2 separate regions of the Homo sapiens genome follow, and region 2 is linked to region 1. The links are chromatin loops, found by intact Hi-C in ENCODE. Cell type or tissue: heart right ventricle. All regions are shown on one strand. Links, peaks and the distances in the headings refer to the core of each region. The heading gives the core; the rest is flanking DNA. Region 1 overlaps KATNIP (katanin interacting protein). Region 2 overlaps KATNIP (katanin interacting protein).

What was found. Peaks named below come from ENCODE experiments on the same cell type or tissue, not always from the same donor. Only the 100,000 strongest peaks of a DNase experiment are listed, where the experiment ranks them.
Region 2: it touches region 1 in a loop (2.3-fold over the local background); 3 of 110 quality-filtered maps call a loop at or near these places.

Annotation. Positions count from the first base shown.
Region 1 is chr16:27,759,882-27,770,372 of GRCh38, forward strand. It overlaps KATNIP (katanin interacting protein), which reads left to right. Exons shown (of 28, transcript NM_015202.5): 19 at 1,532-1,709; 20 at 6,428-6,593; 21 at 9,980-10,137. Among named protein-coding and RNA genes, the nearest start is that of KATNIP, 210 kb to the left of the region's middle. RefSeq lists enhancers at 125-184, 9,556-10,491. In heart right ventricle, for the core only: no CTCF peak of the experiment used is centred there; no DNase peak of the experiment used is centred there.
Region 2 is chr16:27,634,447-27,644,937 of GRCh38, forward strand. All of the region lies in intron 5 of KATNIP (katanin interacting protein), which reads left to right. Among named protein-coding and RNA genes, the nearest start is that of KATNIP, 90 kb to the left of the region's middle. RefSeq lists enhancers at 2,374-2,874, 6,674-7,315. In heart right ventricle, for the core only: a CTCF peak has its summit at 5,504 (motif pointing right); no DNase peak of the experiment used is centred there.

The DNA.
Region 1 (10,491 bases), core at 2,199-7,198:
TGCACGTGAATGATGCGGCGAGAAGCCCATGTGCAGGGTGCCGTGCTGGCCACATGTTTTTTTCATCTGCCCCAGAGATGCTCAGAGTTACCTTGGCACCACGAAGGAGGAAAAGGATCTGAGGGCTAAGTTACAAAAAGTATGTTGGGAGATGTCAGGGGCGTGGGAGAGAAAACCAAGCTCCAGGGAGGTCAGGTGACCCAGCCCCTCTTCATGGCCACAAAGAAGTCCTTTCACCTCTCTGGGCTTCCAGTTCCTCATCTGAGCTGCAAGGGGGTGGTGCCAGATGACACCCTGCTTCCTTCTGCCTGCTCTGTGGTGCTGGCATTTCTGTGAACGCTGCAAAGAGTGAGTCTTACACTTAGCTACCCAAAAGGGTGCTAAAATATGCGGCAAATTCTCTAAGGGCAGAAGGGTTTATTGTGTTTGGTCTTGCTCTAATGAGACACCGTTAAGGAAAGAGACGTTCCAGCCAATTATCTGACAGGGCTTGATCAAGAGATTCATTCCATTTGAGTTTCCTGGGCAAATGAATGACATCTGGGCTGTTTTGCCCCAGGGCCACAGAAGGTCACTTCTAAATGGTCTCTGATCGAGAGAGGATGGGAGCAGAGGCAAAAGGATGGCGGTATCACCCTAGGTCACTTCCTTTACTCTGAGCCCACGTGAATGTTTGTGATAGCAGCCAATTTGCATAAAATGTCAGTTTCCAGCGCTGGGGCTTACTGATACAAGTCTCCATGTAGTTGCTGGTTTAATCATTCCATCTGTACTGAGCTCCTACTGTGTGCCAGGCACCATGCCAGGCTCAGGACACAGTGGTTTAGAGAAACAGATGGGGTTTCTCCCTCAAGGAGTTAGGCATCTGGCGGGGCAAGTGGGTATTTACCAAGATCACGCGATTACAGCAGTGACCAGGGCTTGGAAAGGGAAGTGTACAGTGGCATGGCAGGTTATCAATGGAGGTTTGACCTGGTCAAAGAACTCAGGAGGGCTTCTCTGAGGAAGGGAGCTGGGATCTGAAGGGTGCTCACAAGTCAACCAGGCCATGTGAATTCTAGGGAGGGGTGACAGCACATTCAAAGGCCCTGTGGTTGGAGAGAGAGGAATATAAATACGAGAAACTGAAAGACAGCCTGGGTGGGGCCTAGGGTCCCTGGTGCACAGTGAGGTCAGAGAAGTAGATAGAAGTCTGATGGGGAATGCGTTGTTGGCCAGAAAGCATGGGAAGCCACCAAGGATGTTCAGTGTCGGGTGGGACAGCACAATCTGGTAGGCGGAGGAAGGACTCAGGGCTATGTGCAGGTTTAACCCTCGCCCATGCAGCTTACCGTTGTTTCCTGAGCACTGACAGTGGCCTGGGCCCAAGGCCACCTAGAGGAAAGCCACAGAGCCCACCTGCAAGGCACTTTGGGTCTGGGTTGAAGTTGCTAGAATATAGAGGCCGAATAGCATTCCTCTTCCTGTCTTCATTTTAGATGCCTCCTCTGGAGCCTCTGGTGCTAATGGGCCACTTCTCTTCCTGTTGCAGGCCTTCAGCTGAATTTCACTGCCTCCTGGGGAGACTTGCACTACCTGGGGCTCACTGGCCTGGAAGTGGTGGGCAAGGAGGGCCAGGCGCTGCCCATCCACCTGCACCAGATCTCTGCTTCCCCCAGAGACTTAAATGAGCTCCCCGAGTACTCTGACGACTCCCGGGCCCTGGACAAGTAAGTGTCTATCAGAAGCTTTACTTTCATGCCCACTGGGTTTTGGGGACATTGTTCTGCCTCTGAGACTTCAGATTCAGACATCAAATAGAATCGCATATGTCCCTCCCCTGGCCACCCTGTGAGGTAATGTGGTCAAGGGAAACCGAGGCTCAGGAAACCAAGGCTCAGGAAAGAGAGGTGGGAGGTGATTCTCCAGGGCCACACAGCTGGAAGTGTCAGGCGGGATTTGAAGGCGGGTTCCCATGCTTCCAGACACAGCCATGGTCTGCATTTTCTTCTCTGTGCTTAGCAGAGCGTCTCGCACACAGTAGCTGTCTGTAAACCTTTGCAGTGGATGGTTCAGAGTTTACACATGAATGACCCAGGCCTCCCGGGGGCTGAAAGCTCCCTCTCCCCTCCTTGAGGTTAGAGGTGATGGCTCAGGAAGCCTCCACAGGCGGTGGTGGCTGCACTTTCCCCTGCACTTGTCAGATTTCATAAGCCAAGGTTGCGTCAAGTCAGTAGGTGGGGAAGCCTCAAATACAGCATTGATCCACATGGACCTGCAGCCCACAGACCAGCACTCAGTTCCCCTGCCCTGCACAGCCAGAGGGTCTGGGCGCTGCTTAGAGGTGTGAACTAGGGGAGTCAGAGGGATGGGAGTTCAAATCCCGCCTCTGCCCCATGCCAACTATTAGGTAACTTTCTTAACCTCTTCAATAATAACAGCAATGCTAATAATAATAACTGATCATATGACTGCCAGTTTTTGAGCACTTATTAAATGCCAGGCACTGGGCTATGCGAAGCAGGTGACACATGTTCATCCATTGAAGCCTCAAACAGCCCTTTGAGGAAGGGACCATTATGAGCCCTACTATACCGATGTGGAGACTGAAATATGCAGAGGCCACCTAGACTAGTGCAGTGGCAGAGTCATGATTGGAACGCAGGCCTGTGGCATACCTACCATCCACTCACTTAACCACTAAGTTATACTGTCTCCCCTGCCTTGGTTTCCTTATCAGTAGAATGAGGAGTCATTCCCATGGCATGTCACATTGCAGCCACATCCCTTGGCCTGGTGCTGAGCTCATGCAGAGTTGGTGGCAGGCTTCTCCCTGCTTTTCTATAAGGTGGCCCTGAACCGTGGCCTCACCCCCTGCTATCATTAACTGCTCATGGGCCCCTCTGACCACCCCCAACATCCTGGCAAGTCACTCTCCTGAGTATTTAGGCTTGGAGCCTGGAGACCTGGCTCCCAGTCAGCTGGAAAAGTGATCAACGCACAGTGCGGCTTATGGATCCTTCCCACCCACTCACCACCCACCTGCCAGATTATCTGTTGGCAAATCCCAGGCCTGATAGCATTTCCTCTGTCAGTATTTCAGTGTATACCTCTAAACAATAAGGGATTTAAGAGAAAACATAATCCTGGTACCATTGTTATACTTGAAAAAGTTGCCTGTGCGCAGTGGCTCATGCCCATAATCCCAGCATTGGGAGGCCAAGATAGAAGGATCACTTGAGCCCAGGAATTCGAGACCAGCCTGGGTAACAGTGAGAATGTGTCTCTACAAAAGAAAAAAAAAATTAGCCAGGCACTGTGGCACATGTCTGTGGTCCCAGCTCCTTGGGAGGCTGAGGTAGGAGGATCACTTGAGTCCAGGAATTCAAGACCAGCCTGGGCAACATAGTGAGACTATGTCTCTACAAAAAAAAATAAAAAATAAAAAATAAATAAAAAAAAGTAGCCAGGTACTGTGGCATGTCCCTGTAGTCCCAGCTACTTGGGAGGCTGAGGTAGAAGGATTGCTTGAGCCCAGGAATTCAAGACCAGCCTGGGCAACATAGTGAGATTGTGTCTCTAAAAAAAAAAAAAAAAAAAAAAAAAATAGCCAGGCATTGTGGCATGTGCTTGTAGTACCAGCTACTCAGATGCTGAGGTGGGAGGATCACTTGAGCCCAGGAGTTCAAGGCTGCAGTGAGCCGTGATTGTGCCACTACATTCCAGCCTGGGCAACAGAGCGGGACCCTGTCTCAACACAAAAAAAAAAAAAAAAAAAGAAAGAAAGAAAAAGTTAACAATGATTTCTTAAATTACCAGATATCTAGCAGATTCATAGTCCCCACACCCACCCTTTTTAACAGTTTGCTCATTTGATTTGAGATCCAGATAAGGTCTATGTGTTGTGATTGGTTGCTATGTCTCTTAAGCCTCTCTAGGTTCTCTTTCCCCTTTTTCCATTTTTTTCTTGTAAATTACCTGTTGAAGAAACCAGGTGGACCTGAATTTTACTGGCTGCATCTCTATGGTATTGTTTAGTCTGCTCCTTGCTCCCCTGTATTTCTAGTACATTGTTAATTAGATCTAGAGGCCTGATCAGATTGAGGTTTGACTACTAGGGCAAGATGGCCCTGGGGACATACAGAATAGAATGTCTGGTTGCCAGGCTCTTTGTGATGTTGGAAGCCAGTCATGCTGGCGAAGTCCATTAATTCATTAGGGGTTGAAAAATGGTGGTATTTTCACCTACTATTCTTTTTTAAATTTATTTGCTGAAATAACTGCAATAAAGAGAGAATTTCCCTCAATTATTTGGCTACTCTGTGGTGAAATTCAGATGGGAAAGGCAGCCTAAGTGTTGGATTCTCTCCCCTCCTTTTCTTTTTGGCTTTCCAAATAACTGTTTCTCTAGCATCGTCTAAAACGTGTGTTTCTTTTTAGGGATTATTATGAACTCATGGATTTTAAACATACAGTACTGCATTTGAAGAGTCAATTCTTTGCAGTGTTTATCCTGATTGATGTTTAAATCATTCCCTCTTGGATGCTGGGAAGTCCTGAATCCTTTTAAACGGTCACCTTTCTTGCCTTCTGATGTGACAGATGCTTCAGGCTCATCTGGTTTATTTCTTGTCCCAGACCTGGCATCAGCCATTTCTCCAAGAAGCCCTGGTTCCTTTTAGTGGGTAATGGTATTTAGAGACCATAATCTGGCCACTAGGGATGCTCACTGCTACTTGGTCCGTTGCTGTTTCTAGGCTTTTTTATGGATAGAGCTAGGAATTCATTTAGATGTTCTTGAGAGTGTCTGTGGAGTCTTCCTTTCACTGTCGGCTACAAATGCTCCAGCAGTTCTCTCTGCTCTCAGAATTGGGCAGGTTTGCTATGGAGCAGCCCCATTTCTAGGACAGAAACATAATTGCCTTTAGAAGGAAATAGAAGGTTCTCTAGTGGTCATCCTCAGTCAGCTTAGTTCCACAGACACTCCAGTGTGGAATTGCTGAATTTCCTCAGTTTTAAGATGCCAGCAATTGTCAGACACACCATCCATCAATTTAATAACAGCCTTTTAGGGAACAAAGAAACATTGCCTCCTTGGGTAAACACTTCGATTATGAGATTTTTTTTTTTTCCAAATTCACAACTTTAAAATGTAAAAGGAAACAAAAAGTTTCTTTTCAAATCTAGGAAATGTGGCAGCAGGCCAAGTTTCTCCCAGTACAGCAGCTGTGAGGTACCAGGAATCCAGGGTGTGGAGTGGGGAAGGTTCTAGAAAATGGGAGGGAGAGGGAGGTTGCTCAAAAGGCTGCCAGCTGGGCCCTTTTTTCCAGGACCAGGCTTCTGAATGGCAGTGCCAGACACGTGGGCCAGAGCCACGAGGACAAGGGCCTGAGGCCTGGGCTGAGGCATGCTGGGCAGTCCGGGGAAGCGAGAGGCACGATTGTCCTTGGGACAAACACAGGCCCACTTGAGGATGAACAGGATGTCCCAAGCAAGGGAACCAGAAACTGGCCAGGACAGGAGTGCGATAGGGCTGAGGTGACAAGCTCAGAGTGCCAGCTGGGAAGAGCATGAGGGGCTCCCTCCTACAGGTTAGAGGCTTCCCTGGGATATCCAGGCCATGCGGTCACAGAGCATGGTCCAGCCAGAGCAGCTCCCACAGTCACCTGCCCCTCCTTCTACTTGTTCCAAGCCAAGAGCTGCAGAGCTCACCTGGTGCTTTTGTACCTCTCTCCCCCAGCATGGGAAGGAAGGGCTACACTTCTTTCCAACTATGCTGTAAAGCCAACACAGCAAATTTACAGAAAGTTTGGAAACTTGAGAAAAATACTCACCTCCATACCCTCTGACCCAATTATGTTTTTCACTTTTGCACACTCTCTCCTGGTCCTTGTCCTCATTTCTCAGCTTTATAATCAGTGTCCTGCCTCCTCCATGTGACTGCAGTGTCCTCATGATGGCACCTTAACCCCTGTGAAATTTACTTAACCATTTCCTGATTTTGAGATCTTTTAGGTTGTTATCCTTTTTTAAGCTATTGTAAATAACACTGTAATGAGCATCTTGGTTCGGATAGCCTTTCCCATATATTGAATACATTTTCCTTCTGGGGAAGAAAATCCCAGAAATGGGATCACTGGGCTAAAGGATTCTGAAAAATGGTTCATTTTCCCTTTTAAAAAAAAAACAAAAACCCTGATGATTGCTTTTCTGCACCTTTAACAGCATAGCCTTTTTTTTTTCTTTTAAAAAATGTCTCATTTCATAGATGAGAGACGACTTCTGACTGTTGTTCTCAGCAGTCACACCTCCCCTTAACAAGCCTGACACAGCCAGGCTAGTGCCAGGCAGTGGGGACGTACTTGGGGCCGAGGGGGTGGGGGCCCCACTGTGATGCCTCCTGTGCCCACTGAGCCGCCCCCCTGCCGCTCCGTCCCCATTGCTGCAGGTTAATTGATGGCACCAACATCACCATGGAGGATGAGCATATGTGGCTGATCCCCTTCTCGCCGGGGCTGGACCATGTGGTCACGATCCGCCTGGACAGGGCCGAAAGCATCGCAGGCCTGCGCTTCTGGAACTACAATAAATCTCCCGAGGACACCTATCGCGGGGTAAGCTGGGGAGCAGTGGCCGTGCTCAGTCCAGCATCAGGGAAGCAGCACCTTGATGAATGGCTGGCGTGGCAGCCAGAGAGGAGCATAAATCCTCCAGAATTTTCCAAACGGAGCTGGGGGCGTTATGTCCAGGGAGAGAGAGAGCTGCTGTTTCCTTCTGCAAATGGCAAATGCAGGCTAAAGAGCGCAGGGCATTTCCAGGGAACTGCACAGCACCGTTTCTCCTGGTGCTGGGGGGTCCTAGGCAGGTCCAGGCCCCAGCTTGCCATGGTCAGTTTTGTCCCTCAAGTCCCTTGAGTGCTCGGGTGGCCAGGCCTCTGCTGAGGGCTTCACGGGCATTCATTGTTTCACTGGATTCTCATTCCAGCCAATGGGAGGTGGGTGTGATTACCCCCATTTCTTAGGGTCTAAAACTGAGGTCCAGGAAGGTTCACTTGCCCATCCAAGGCCACACAGCTGGAGTCTCCACCTTGGCCAGCCAGACCTGGAGCCCACATTGTGATTTCCGTGTGATGTTTTGCTGAGTGAGAAGCAGCAGGGGGGCGCTTCTGAGACTCAGCCTCGGTGGGAATGAAGAAGAGAGCCTCGGAAGAGCCCTTTTCTCTGGCTTTTCTGGCCTCAGGTGACTGAATGGGTGCCCTCCAGTCATGTAAAAGTGACAATGAGGCCACCGAAAGGTAGCAATTCAGCTAGGGCCCTACTATCAGGAGGGCCTGAGTCTGAGTCTCAGCTTGGACCCAACCAGCTGCGTAACCTCTGGCACGTGGCCTGCCTTCCCTGGGCCTGTCTCCTCATCTATAAAATGAGGAGGGAATAACACCTGCCACGGCGGATTGGCATCACCGTTGCCAGGTAACAGTTGACAAAGCCAGGACTCAGCCTCAGGTGATCCCCAGATCTGGGCTCCCCACCATATACCCACCATGGAATTTATTCTAGGGCCTTAGGAATTGTATCACAGACCAGGTGTAGAGGCTCACGCCTGTAATCCCAGTACTTTGGGAGGCTAAAGTTGGAGGATGGCTTGAGCCCAGGAGTTCTAGACCAGCCTGGGCAATACAGAGAGACCCCCATCTCTACCAAAAAAATAGGCAGGCTTAGTGGCACACACCTGTAGTCCCAGCCATTCAGGAGGCTAAGGCAGGAGGATCTCTTGAGCCCAGGTTGAGGCTGCAGTGAGCTATGATCTCATCATTGCACTCTAGCCTGGGTGACAGAGCAAGACACCATCTCAAAGAAAGAAAAATGAAAAAAAGAATTGTGTCACATCTTACAGCAGGATCGGCAGCCCCTGGCCCTCCCCGTGTAGCAGGAGCTTAGCCAGCATGCTCCTCTGAGCAGGCCGGTCACAGACCCTCCCAATGCCGCCCTGTGTCTCTATGAACGCTCCCCTGGGTTCAACACATTGAAGAAGTCAGATATATTGACATTAAAAAACAGCCTTCTGCCTCAAGTTGTGCCTTTGGGCCTTAAAATTCCCTTGAGCAAATCACAGTCTGTCTGGTAGAGCTTCTGTGACCTGAATTCACCATCTGGGGATGTTGGGCTGAGTTCCCATCTCACAGGTCTGGGCCCCACCAGCCAGACAATGGCTACAGTGGGATGAGGTGGGGGTGGGGGGGAATGGGCACGTGGCCTGAGATGGGAGACCCCCACTGCAGTGAAATGGGTGCTTTGACTCAGATCCCACACCCCAAAAGGCCTTCCCGAGCACCAGGGGTCCCTGACATGTGGTTGGAAGCCAGGGCCCTGGACTCCTGGACTTGGGGCTTCAAATCCCTTCAGTGGCCCTCGGGCAAATCACTTAGTCCCTGTGAAGTTTAGCTTCCTTCCCTATAAGATGGAGGTGGTGATAGAGGTCACCTCGAAGGGAATGAGCAGAGGACATGTGGCCAGCTCTGCCCAGGGAAGTCAGGGATGCTTCCTGGAGGAGGTGTTGGCCCTGGAGGATGGACAGGGGCTTCCTGGGCCTCTGCTTTGCCATCACTGAATCTACTTTTGGGCGACTCTGTCCAGGGCACACTCTGGCAGCTCCAGGCTTATGTCCTGCTAGCTCCAAGCCCAGCAGAAGAGAAAGCTCCCCTTTCCAGGCAAGCCAGCAAAACCCCAGGAGTCATGCTGATGGGCCCGGCCATGTTTCAAGTTCAGCTCAGGGGGCCCAGGTAGGAATCCCCCTTGAGGAAAGCAGATGGAGAGATGGAGGACAGGGACCAAGTTCTAGTGACAGCCACGCCCGAAGCCAGGTAGCACCACACTTCAGGTTTACTTGTCCTGTAACTGACATAGAGGGGCTCCCAAAATGCTGAAGGAACGAGGGGCCCCAGGGGCACATGAGAGCCAGGTCAGGGACCCTTCCTCCCTTCCTTTCTGCAGGAGGAGCGCCTCTGCCTCTCCCTAGAGGAAAGGCACCAGTTGGATCAACAGCTGCACCCATGTTGCTGACCACGAATGTGGGCTAAGGTGTCGAGGAGAACCAGGCTCCAAAATCTGAAATCAGAGAGTGATGGCTGTTGCCCCTCCCTGCCCATAGAGCAGGTGGTGGCTGGGCCGCCTCAGACTCTACCATTAGGACTTTGAAACTGACCAGTAGAACCTGGCCATCTGGCTGGAGAACTCTGGCTAGAACAGGGAGAGATGTTGGCTCAAATCCACGTGAATCCTGCAAGCTCTTAGAAAGCATCTGCTGTGTTCCAGGCCCTGAGGCAGACAGAGAGGTGGTCCAGCCAGAACCTCTGCCATAAGAGAGACCCAGAAGCCACTGGGATGCTGCTAGGCATACAGGCCCAAAAAGGATGAGCTCAGTGCCATGAGAAGGAAGATCAGAAAGAGGCCTGTCCTGTCCTAAGGGAGAGCTCCCAGAGGGGTATTGATGTGTGAGCCAGGGGTTGAAAAAGGAGTGATAGAGGCTAACATTCACGAAGTATACAGTTTGTGCCAGGCTCTGTTTAGGGCACTTTACGTAGGTTAACTCATGACCGTGCCCATTTAACAGATGAGGAAATTGAGGCATAGGGAAGGTAGGTAACATACACAGCTACTAGTGGTGCACATGGAAGCGCCTGAGTCCATGCCCTTGACCTCCATCTCATGCCGCCCCAGGCCGCTGCAGCTGTTGAGGTGGGCGAGGCCTTGGCCAAGTCACGTGCCACCCCTGAAAGCCGTGGACCAGTGTCCGCTGTAGCAGGGGGCTCGCCTGTCTTGTCCTCTGCTACCTGCCCAGCGCCCACACAGCACCTGATATGGGAAATGGACCTCGGTCAGGTGGCTCTGCGAAAGGCTCCCCATGGTGAGCACAGCTGCCAGCAGCTCCGGTCACGTCAGCACCGCTTCTGTCCCCACATGGCCTGCCTCCCTTCAGTCATGTTATTTCTTTTGTTTGCCAGGCCAAGATTGTCCACGTCTCCCTGGATGGCCTGTGCGTCTCCCCGCCAGAGGGCTTTCTCATCCGGAAGGGGCCAGGCAACTGCCACTTTGATTTTGCTCAAGAAATCCTCTTCGTGGACTACCTACGGGCTCAGCTGCTGCCCCAGCCGGCCAGGAGGTGAGGAGAAAGTGGGCGCCACACACAGCCCCTCCCGGCCCCTGGGCCCGCTTGCTTTGCAAGTTGCTCTGATGTACATTCCGAAAGGGTTTTGAAACGATGATCAAACGCATTGCTTTTCAACTTAGTCATTTTCTAAAGCTCAGCCAAGCCTCACCGGAAGCCTGTGGAATGGACTTACCTTGTCTGGGGACATTTGGGTTTTTCACAGTCTGGAGTGCTGAAGATTTTAAATGCTTCATTGCGTTTCCTGCTGAGAAAAGAGGCTACAGCCTGCCTCCATTCCAGAAATGCCTGCCGGCCAGTTTGGGGAAGGGCCTTCCTTCTCCCGTTTCTGTGTTCCTGATTTAGAAA
Region 2 (10,491 bases), core at 3,014-8,013, 120 kb before region 1:
TGGGCCTGCCAGGAGAGCGGCTGCCTAGGACACCATTGGGAAGGTGGGGTATCAGCATCAGGAAGGTGTCACCTTAGCTGCAATCCAGGAATCAGGGAGTTACTGCCCCAGCTGTTGGCCTCAGAGTGACTCCATGCCTGCTGGGACAGCGCTATGAAGACCCTGCCCCGCAGCCTGGCTAGCCAGTCAGGAACATTATGGAAGAACTCCATGCCCTGTGCTTAGCACTGAAACAGCCAACATCTATCCCCCTCCTCTCCTCACCTCACTTCTGCTTTCCCTGGCTCGTGTGAGGCCATCTGATTGGCTGAACCTAAATCACACCCAGAACCCAAGCCAAAATGTAACCATAATAGGTCCATTGCACGATGCTGGCAAGTCTATACACATAGACCCTGGGTTTCAGCAGAGAGAGAGATTTAATTGTAGGGCCGCCAAACGAGGAGATGGAAGGAAACCTCAAATCTGTCTCCCGGAGGAGTTTGGGGCCAGTGTTTTTAAGGGTTTTGGAGTAGGCTGATGTGTGGAGATCATTGATTGGTGGAAGAGTGCAGGGGGAAGTCACGGGACAGGGAGATGAAGAAGCTGTGTTCTCACGCAGATCCCGTTCTTCTGTGGGGGGCCTTCAAACTGGCTAGCGTGAGTTGTTTTGCTGGAATTTAAGATCTGAAAAACATCTTAAGCAATTCTTAAACAAAAGCCTTAATGATTCTACAGTCAGAAATCTATAAGGAATAATGGGAATGCTAATGGTCAGTATCCAGTGAATTTCAGTTACAAGGAAGTGGGTCAAAGTGCAGTGATTAATGCTGAATTATAACTATATTCTGTGAGAATTCTTGTTAACCCTGTGAGGACAGCTTTAGAAAGGGAGTCTGGGAAATGCAGTATTTGGCTTTCTGGCCTCTACCCCACAGAAAGGCTCCCCAGGAGGAGTGTGGGATGGGTACCGAGAGCCGGCCCCCTCCAGTCTAGAGCATGGACTCTGCTCCACACACCCAGGCTTTTGGGAACCAACCTTAAAGATAGACACAAACCAGGGAGCATTCAAAAGTGGTGAATGAACTACATGTGTCATGAATGAAATCATCTGTTAATTTAACAGACATGTATTGATACCCAGCAGGGCCCAGGCACTGTGCAAGGCTCTAGGGTTCAAAAAAAAAAAAAATTCAAGAAGGCTCAGTTCCTGCCTTTGAAGCTCGGGCTGTGAAGACATGGGGACTGCTTAACTGGGAGGAGGGTGTGACACCTGACTTCAAATACATGGATGGCGGGCCTGGCGGGGTCCAGAAGTTAACCACTTGAAGCCTGTGGGTCAAACTTGCCCCCAGATAATGGTTGTTGGGCTCATACAGCTTTTAAAAGACTTTTCGAAGCTTGCCAACATTTAAATTAACAAGATTTTATATTAAAAATATATCTAGCCAGGTGCAATGGCTCATGCCTCTAATCCTAGCACTTTGGGAGGCCGAGGAAGGAGGATCACCTGAGCTCAGGAGTTCAAGACCACCCCAGGCAACATAGTGAGTCCCATCTCTACTAAAAATAAAAAAATTAGCCAGGCATAGTAGCGCACACCTCTAGTCCCAGCTACTGAGGAGGCTGAGACAGTTAGGATCGCTTGAAGCCAGGAGTTCAAGGGTGCAGTGAGCCATGACCGCACCACTGCACTCTAGCCTGGGGGACAGAGCAAGACCCTATCTCAAAATCAAAAATCTAGATCTCTTCTTCCCTGGAAAAAATGGAAAAGTCTGGCCCCCACGCTGGGCCATCCTCCTCCCCACTAGGCAGCCAGCAGCAGGAGCCAAGTCCAGCTACTGCCTTTGGATAGGGCATGAGCTTTCCTGTTTGCCAAAGTCCCCACCACTCCCCAGAGCTTCAGTGGTGAGGCTGAGTGGTAGCTGTGGTTTATTATCAGATTTAGGCTATGATTTCTCTTATCTCGTGTTTCCATTTCCCGTCTGGTTCTTTGGGGCATTTGAATTTGTAGCCCCTGGAGAGTGGAAGGAGTAGGCTTTGGACTGCTCACTGGCTGTGTGTCCTGGAGCTGGCTGTGTAACCTCTCTGAGCTATGTACGTGTAACCTCTGTGAGCTGTGTGCCCTGGAGCTGGCTGTGTAACCTCTCTGAGCTGTGTGCCCTGGAGCTCTCTGTGTAACCTCTCTGAGCTGTGTGTCTTGGAGCTGGCCATGTGACCTCTCTGAGCTGTGTGCCCCAGAGCTGGCTGAGTAACCTCTCTGAGCTGTGTGTCTCGGAGCTGGCTGTGTAGCCTCTCTGAGCTGTGCACCCCAGACCTGGCCATGTAACCTCTGTGAGCTGTGTGCTCTGGAGCTGGCCGTGTAACCACTCTGAGCTTTGGTTTCATCATCAATGAAACCTCCCAGGGCTGCTGGAGGGGAGCATGTGCAGCGTGCATTACAGGTGGTCTCAGCAGGGGCTGCCTGCTGCTTCAGGTGGGAACAGGTGACAGACAAGTCCAGAGGAATGGCTAAGAGCATAGACCCTGGAACCTTCCAGCAGCCCCAGTGCAAAGCCTTGGCTCCGCCTCCTGCCAGCTGCACAGTGGCTAAGACGCTTAACCCCTTGGTGCCTGCGCTCTCATTTGTCATGTGAGGTTGGTAATGGTAATTAATGAGGGCAATTAATGAGGATCAGTGGGGTCTGTGTTTGGAGAGAAGCTGAAGCAGTGCCTGGCACAGGAGAAATAGTGAATGGTGCTGCCTGTTGTTGTTTTAATCACAGAGGGGCAGATGGGGAGGGCAGCTCAGCCTGGAGGCCTCAGGGCTCTTCACTCTAGTATGTTCCTTTGCTCACTCATACTTTACTTCTTTCATTCCGTGCTCATGTATTGAGCACATACTCAGTTTTGGCACTTACAGATGCCGGGTTCCAAGCAATAAGTGAGGCCAGCCCTGCTCTCCTGGAGCTCATGTTGATGGGGAGCGGGTGGGGAGGTTGGGAAGGCAAAGGACCAAAGGCAAGCAAGGGAGTCGGAAGACAGTGCTACGAAGGAAGGACAGAGGACAGCAGCCTGAAAGAGAAGCTGTCGGGGGAGCGCTCCTTCAGCGAAGGTGGGCAGCACAGCCTCCCAAGGGGCCGCATCGCAGCCAGGGCCTGAGAGTTACCTGGAGCCAGCCCCGGAAAGATCTGTGGCTGGGGGAGGCTTTCAGGTGAGGGGACAGTGAGAGCAGCGGGCACTGGGCACAGGCTGAGAGGAGGCAGGGCGATCAGGACAGGGTGGCAGAAAGGGTGGGGATGAGGGTGTCAGGGTTGCAAGTAGGAAGAACCGGCCATGCAGGGCCTAGAAGACCACAGGAGGAAGTTTGGATTTCAATCTAAATGTGAGAATTTCCAAGAGGGTTGAAACAGTAGAGCGCCACGTTTGGGTTCATATTTTGGGTTCATGTGTGCAGAAAGGACCGCCCATGGGAGCAAGGGGCTACAGGAGGACCAGGAAGCCTTTGAAGCAGGGCTACGTCTCTCTCCACCAACCTTCCCCAGCCCCCGTCCTTGCACTTCTGTTCCCTGTCCCTGAGCTGCCGCCAACTCGTAGCTTCAGTGTTCCCCTGATCCATCGTGCCTTCTCCACACACGGTTTTACACTCCCTCCATATTTGTTAGTTGAAAGTTTCCAAGACAGAGACAGTCTGAATCTCTCAGCTCATCCCTTTCTCAGGGCATGGCCTGGGCTGCTGCTGCTTAGCCTGGATGAGGCACCCCCTCCTACCTCCATCGGCTATGACTAGAGCCCCTCAGAGACCAGTTCATTTGGTGCAAACCCTGCCTGCCCTGGCCACATGAGCAGGAACCATGAGTCCTATAGCTTCTTGTCAAGAAGGCTGGAGGTAGCAGAGTGAATAGACTGGGGGTGCCAGCTATACCATTATTACCGTCATGAGGAAGACAGGCTGGATTGGTTTGCTCTGGCTCCAAGAAGTGGAGTTAAGTCCAAAGTTTCTCCATGGTAGACAGTCCATGGAGACAGAGTCTTGGGTCCATGGGATGGAGAGGAAGACAATCTTTCTATCCTAACCCTTTTGGATGGGCTCCTGCCATGCTTAGGGGCAGCCAAGGTAGGCAGAGTGGTCAAGGCAGCCAAGTCCCCAGTGGCCAGTGGCCAGTTCTCAAAAGCTGCTCCACCAAGAGAGGGACCACAGTCCTCTCCCGGTCTTGGGGTTTCACTTGTAGGGCCATGCCAACCAGGAGGTATCAGTGGGGCCACACGGTCGCCTTGTGTATTCACATTGGTCAGCAGGGGACACCGTGGTGGGATGCAGTGGTCCCAGTGCACAGTGAGCACCTGCAGTCCCAGCCTTATTCACAGTCCACACAGCCCCCTTGCCTCCCCATTCACCCTCTGTACTCTCCTCCTGGCTGTCTTGCTGGATTTTTTTTTTTTTTTTTTTTTGAGACAGGTTCTTGCTATGTAGCCCACACTGGTCTTGAACTCCCGGGCTCATGCGATCCACCCACCTTGGCCTCCTAAAGTGCTGGGATTAACAGACGTGAGCCACTGCGCCCAGCCCTGAAACTCTCTTGAATCACACACCCTGTTTCTACTGACCAAGCCCAATCCATTCACCGCCTCCAGGAGAACAGGTTTCTCTTCTTACGGTCTCACCCAACAATAAGAAAGCACATTTGGGTAGAGCTGCCCTGACAGGAGGGGCTGCGTCAGGTACACTGGCCTCCAGATCCCTTGACCAGAAGGTCACAGAGTCATCCCAACTCTGGCTCCTGGCCAAGAAGCCGATGACTTCCACCTGTAAAACCCTTCCCAAGCCCCTCAGATTCCTGGGGGTTTGGGGAGGATCATGGCGATGGCTGTGTTGGGCTCCCGAGCTGCCACCTTCCCTGTGGAATGGGCTGGTGGTGATGTATGGCCTCTTGTTCATACTGTCCTTTTCCCCCCACCACTTCTGGGCCTTAGATCTTTATGCTGCTATCTGTGGATTAAGATTTATGGCTTCCTCAGCCTTGTAATACTTGGGTGGACAGCGGCCTAATCAACAGAGCCGTCGTTTACCAAAATGCTGTCAGATTTGATGAACGTCATCGGCTCTTAGCATTAAATTGCTAGTGAAGGGATTGGCCTTCCAGCAATTTACTGTGGGGTGGGCGTTCCTTAAAGGTCTCTAAAGCAAGTTCATTGCAATTATTAAAGCAGAGGCTTTGCTCTCACTCAGCCACCATATCCTGTGTCCTGTTGTGGCCTGTGCAGCTTCAGCACCTTCAGAAAATCTCACAAGTAAAAATGGGAAGTGTTGGGGGCCCTGTCTCTTGTTATCTTCCTTCTGAGTTCTGAAACCCTTGCAGTGAGGACGACAAATGAAACAAGCCGTAAAGCATTGGCCTTTCCAGTGACCTTGCACAACACAGACTGTCAGAGTGGGGAGCACTGCTATTTCTAAGAGATCAGACAAATCAGGGATGAACACATCAAGTCAGCCGGACCTCCCAACCCTAGACCTACCTTTGTCAGTGTTTTAGAGCTCTCGTACCTCTAGAGGGAGCCATTTGCATACTGCACAACCCACACAACCATATGGGGCAGCCCCCAGCCTTGCTCTTTTTTTCTACTTGACAATAAGCTTTAATGCACACCTTTTAAAACAGTTTGCGAAGAGGGGTGGCAGATATGAACAAATAACTCTAGGCATGAACTGGGCTGAGTGTGGGCCAGGTATGAAATAAGCTGGCCTTGGGTTGCAAAAAGGAACATGGATTTGGGGATGTCACTGCTTTTAAATCCTCCTCCCCCATATGATTGATACTGCAAGGGTCTACCCAGGTCTGGGTGCTGCAAGTAGGCAAGAAAGAGCAGCCGCTTTGAAACACCCACTCAGGTACAGCAGCGTGCCAAGCGGGGAGCTAGCCAGGTGCACAGTCATCATCCCTTGCAAGGGCGTGGAGGTGGGAGGCAGGGAGCCATGCACGGCCTGGGGGGCTGGGTTGGAACCTGCCAGCCTGGGCTGCTCACTGGAGGTGAGCCTTCCGTGTGGGCAGGGCTGCTTTCAATCTCCTCCCAGTGGTGGCAGAGGAGCCTCCCTGGGGCTGGGGGCGGGAGAGCAGGCCAGATGGAGGGACTATTTATTCCCCTCTCCAGCACCCACTCAACATTAGAAACTCTTTCTGGACCACATTAATTTTGTCACATGTTGCTTCATAAACACATTCTCCCATTATGTGTGCTGTGTGACCTCCTTGAGGGCAGGGCATTGGTTTTTAATTTTTTTTTTTTTTTTTTGTATCTTCCTGTGTTTTCAGAACCTTGTATGCAGTCGGCGCTCAGTAAAAGCTTGCTGATTCAGTGCCTTAATGCCGACTGCAAACCTGGGTCCTGACACCTCTGCGAGGTGAGCAGTAGTGCTAAAGGGAAGACGGGAAAACCACAGACGAGAGAGAGGCCGGGCGCGGAGGCTCACGCATGTAATCCCAGCACTTTGGGGGGCCGAGATGGGTGGATCACCTGAGGTCAGGAGTTCGATACCAGCCTGGCTAACGTGCTGAAACCCTGTCTCTACTAAAAATACAAAAACATTAGCCGGACATGGTGGTGAATGTCTGTAATCCCAGCTACTCGGGAGGCCGAGGCAGGAGAATTGCCTGAACGCGGGAGGCAGAGGTTGCAGTGAGCTGAGATCGCGCCATTGCACTCCAGCCTGGGCGACAGAGTGAGGCTCTGTCTCAAAAAAAAAAAAAAGGAGAGAGAGAGACCTGGGCTTTCCTTGAACATTAGAGCTCTCTTTCATGCTTTCAGTTCAAATCCAAGGCTAGCAGAATTGTTCATCCCGATTCTTGGTTATCTTAAGTTCAGGCACGTTTGGGTCCAGGAGCTCAAACGATATAATGACCTATTCTTCATCTCTCAACCCCCCCTGTGCCCCATGTGGTACCAAGACAAGCCACCAGCAGCTGCCCACTTAGGTTCCGCCACCCTGCTACCACATCTCTTCCATGCCCCAGAACCAGTCACCCAATCACTGGGGGGACAGGGGAATCGCATGCTCTGATTGGCTAGGCCTGGGTCACGTGCTTCCACCCCTTGGGAGGACTCAGTGCCATGTGAACCTCTTAGGGCCCGGGCAGGAAGTGGGGAGCAAGACACCATCTCAAAAAGCGAAAACAGGGTGCTTTTACCAAACACAGGGGAGTATGTGCTGGACAGGCAGAAGCAACGGCTTCCACCACAAAGCCTTGTCGATCTCCTGATCTTATGCTATTGGAAATTGAATGTGCGTGCGTGTAAATGACCTGGGATACTGCTCAGGTTTACATTCTGATTCCCAAGGCAAAGGAGGGGCCTGGAATTCTGCATTTCTCACAAATTCCCAGGAGATACCAATGCTGCTGGTCCGTGGACCACACTTAGAGTAGCAGGGCCCTAGTCCAGGCCCCCTTTTTCTGGACAAAGGACTAGAAACCCATGGGGAGGCCAGGCCGCACCCTAGGCCCTGGCCGGTGCTGGTGAGTCAGGCAGCTCCTCAGGCCTGGGCCCCGTGCCCCGTGGTCCCTCCTCCTTGCCCCTTCTCGAGCCATCTCTTCCCCGGCTAGAAGGCCTCCTGGTATTTGGATGTAAATTGAGTAGTTTCTGGGGAGGAGGGAGGAGCATGCTCTCCTGGGAGGTATGGTAGAAAATTGCGGCACTATTCACAATAGCAAAGACTTGGGACCAACACAGATGTCCAACAATGATAGATTGGATTAACAAAATGTGGCACATATACACCATGGAATACTATGCAGCCATAAAAAATGATGAGTTCATGTCCTTTGTAGGGACATGGATGAAGCTGGAAACTATATGTCCTTTGTAGGGACATGGATGAATGCTGGAATCATTCTCAGCAAACTATCGCAAGAACAAAAAACCAAACACCGCATGTTCTCACTCATAGGTGGGAATTGAACAATGAGAACACATGGACACAGGAAGGGGAACATCACACACCAGAGCCTGTTGTGGGGGGCCTGCTGTGGGGCCTAAAACTTAAAGTATAATAAAAAGAAAAATTCAAATCAATGATGAACTTCAAAGCCGTTACAGCTTCATCCCAGTCGAGGTAGGAAGACCTCCAGGAATCTCCGGGCCTGGAAACCCCCGGTTTTGGTTATATGTTCCGGGTAGTGCTTTCCCTCCACAGCCCTAGCGCCGAGGGTAACACATGTGCTAAGACCGAGTTGATAGGGCCTGGGAGGAAGCTGCGCCATATGTGGAGCTGGAACCCAGGGCAACATGGGACACCAGGGAAGTTCTCTAATCCCAGTCCAAAGGCCTCTATAGCCCAGGCTGGACACATTGTTTTTTAATTTTTAAAAAATTTTTTTTTTTTTTTTTTTGTGGAGACAAGGTCTCACCGTGTTGCCTAGGCTGCTCTCAAAATCCTGGCCTCAAACAATCCTCCCACCTCAGCCTCCTGAAGAGCTGGGATTAGAGGTGTGAGCCACCACACCCAGCCCAGGTGGGACACATTTATTCTTCAACACGCCTGCTGGGGGCAGTACAGCATGGTGATTTAGAACAAGAGTTCATCCACAACTACAGCCCTTGGGCCAAATCTAGCCTCAGCCCGTATTTGTAAATAAAGTGTTACTGGAACACAACCGTGCCCATTTCTTTAGTCATTGCCTGTGGCTGCTTTTGAGCTGCAATAGGATTGCTGAGTATCCTAACAGAGACCATATAGCTTGCAAAGTCTAAAATCCTTCTGGCCCTTTACAGGAAATGTTGGCCCATCTTTGGTTTAGTGTCAGGCCTGTGATTAGGCTGTGCAACTTCCTCGCTGTGTGGCCTTGGGCAAGTGGCCTACACCCTTGTGACTCAGTTTCCCCCTTGGGTTGCTTTGAGAACTAAATGAGCGGCCAGGCACAGTGGCTTACACCTGTAATCCCAACACTTTGGGAGGCCAAGGCAGGTAGATCACCTGATGTCAGGAGTTCAAGACCAGCTTGGCCAACTTGGCAAAGCCCCGTCTCTACTAAAAGTACAAAAATTATCTGGGCCTGGTGGCGGGCACCTGTAGTTCCAGCTACTCAGGAGGCTGAGGCAGGAGAATTGCTTGAACCCAGGAGGCAGAGGTTGCAGTGAGTCGAGATCACCCCGCTGCACTCCAGGCTGGGTAACAGAGTGAGACTCTGTCTCAAAAAAAAAAAAAAAAAAAAAAAAAAAGAACTAAATGAGTGAATGCACCTGAGTGCTTGGAGTGGCACCCAGTGACATGGCACGTAGTGTGAAAGCGTTGATGGGTGAGCGGGGCATTGTGAACTTGGATCAGAAAGGAGTTCTGTCCAAACTACTAGAGTTTGGTAGGTCAGTAAGACTCTGACATCATTTTCTTCATCATCTAGATAATCCTTATGTTTACTAAACCTGCAGGGAATTGAATATTACAAGGGGTGAAAGGTTCTAACCCCAGGGCTTCAAGGGAAATGCATGCCCTAATTACCACCACCACCACCACCCCTTTTTCTTTTTTATTTATTTATTTTTTTGCTGCTTCTAGGACCAGTTCTAGGAAATTGCTTTTTCTAGGGCCAATTCCTCCCTAGTCCATCTTCCAGAGACATAATCTTTTTTTTTTTTTTTTTTTTTAAGCAGGGTCTTACTCTGTTGCCCAGGCTGGAGTGCAGAGGTGCGATCTCGGCTCACTGCAGGCTCCACCTGCCAGGCTCAAGCGATTCTCCTGCCTCAGCCTCCCGAGTACCTGGAACTACAGGCACACACCACCACACCTGGCTAATTTTTGTATTTTTGGTAGAGACAGGGTTTCACCATGCTGGCCAGGCTGGTCTCGAACTCCTGATCTCAACTGATCCGCCCTCCTCAGCCTCTCATAGTGCTGGGATTACAGGCATGAACCACCGCGCCCAGCCAAAGATGTAATCTTGATCATGCCGTCCCCAGCCCCTCTTAGCTCCAGAGCCTCCTATAATAACAGCCCTCGTGGGCATCTGGCTGGGTGCCAGCCCCATTCACAGGCTCCCACGGAGACCTTGTCTCTCAATTTCCTCCTGCATCATTTTTCTTTTAGTCACTTGTCCTTCTCTGAGCCCTTCTTTGCTCACTTTTTCTTTAGAGCCAGGATCTCGCTTTGTCACCCAGGCTGGAGCATAGTGACGTGATCATAGCTCACTGCAGCCTCGAACTCCTAGGCTCAAGTGATCCTCTTGCCTTGCCCTCCCAAGTAGCTGGGACTACAGGCACGTATCACCACGCCCGGCTAATTTATCTATTTATTTTTTTAGAGATGTGGTCTCACTATGTTGCCCAGACTGGTTTCAAACTCCTGGACTCAAGCAGTCCTCCCATCTCAGCCTCCCAAAGTGCTGGGATTACAGGCAAGAGTCACCTTGCCCAGCCCCTAAATACCCTTGAGTACCCCTTTTGTGAGTCTTGGAGTTCATGCACATACTCTGTGTCCTGTTCTATCTTTCAGTAACAGGGCCAGGAGAGGGTGAGGTAAGTAAGGCACCTGGAGCAGAATATTAA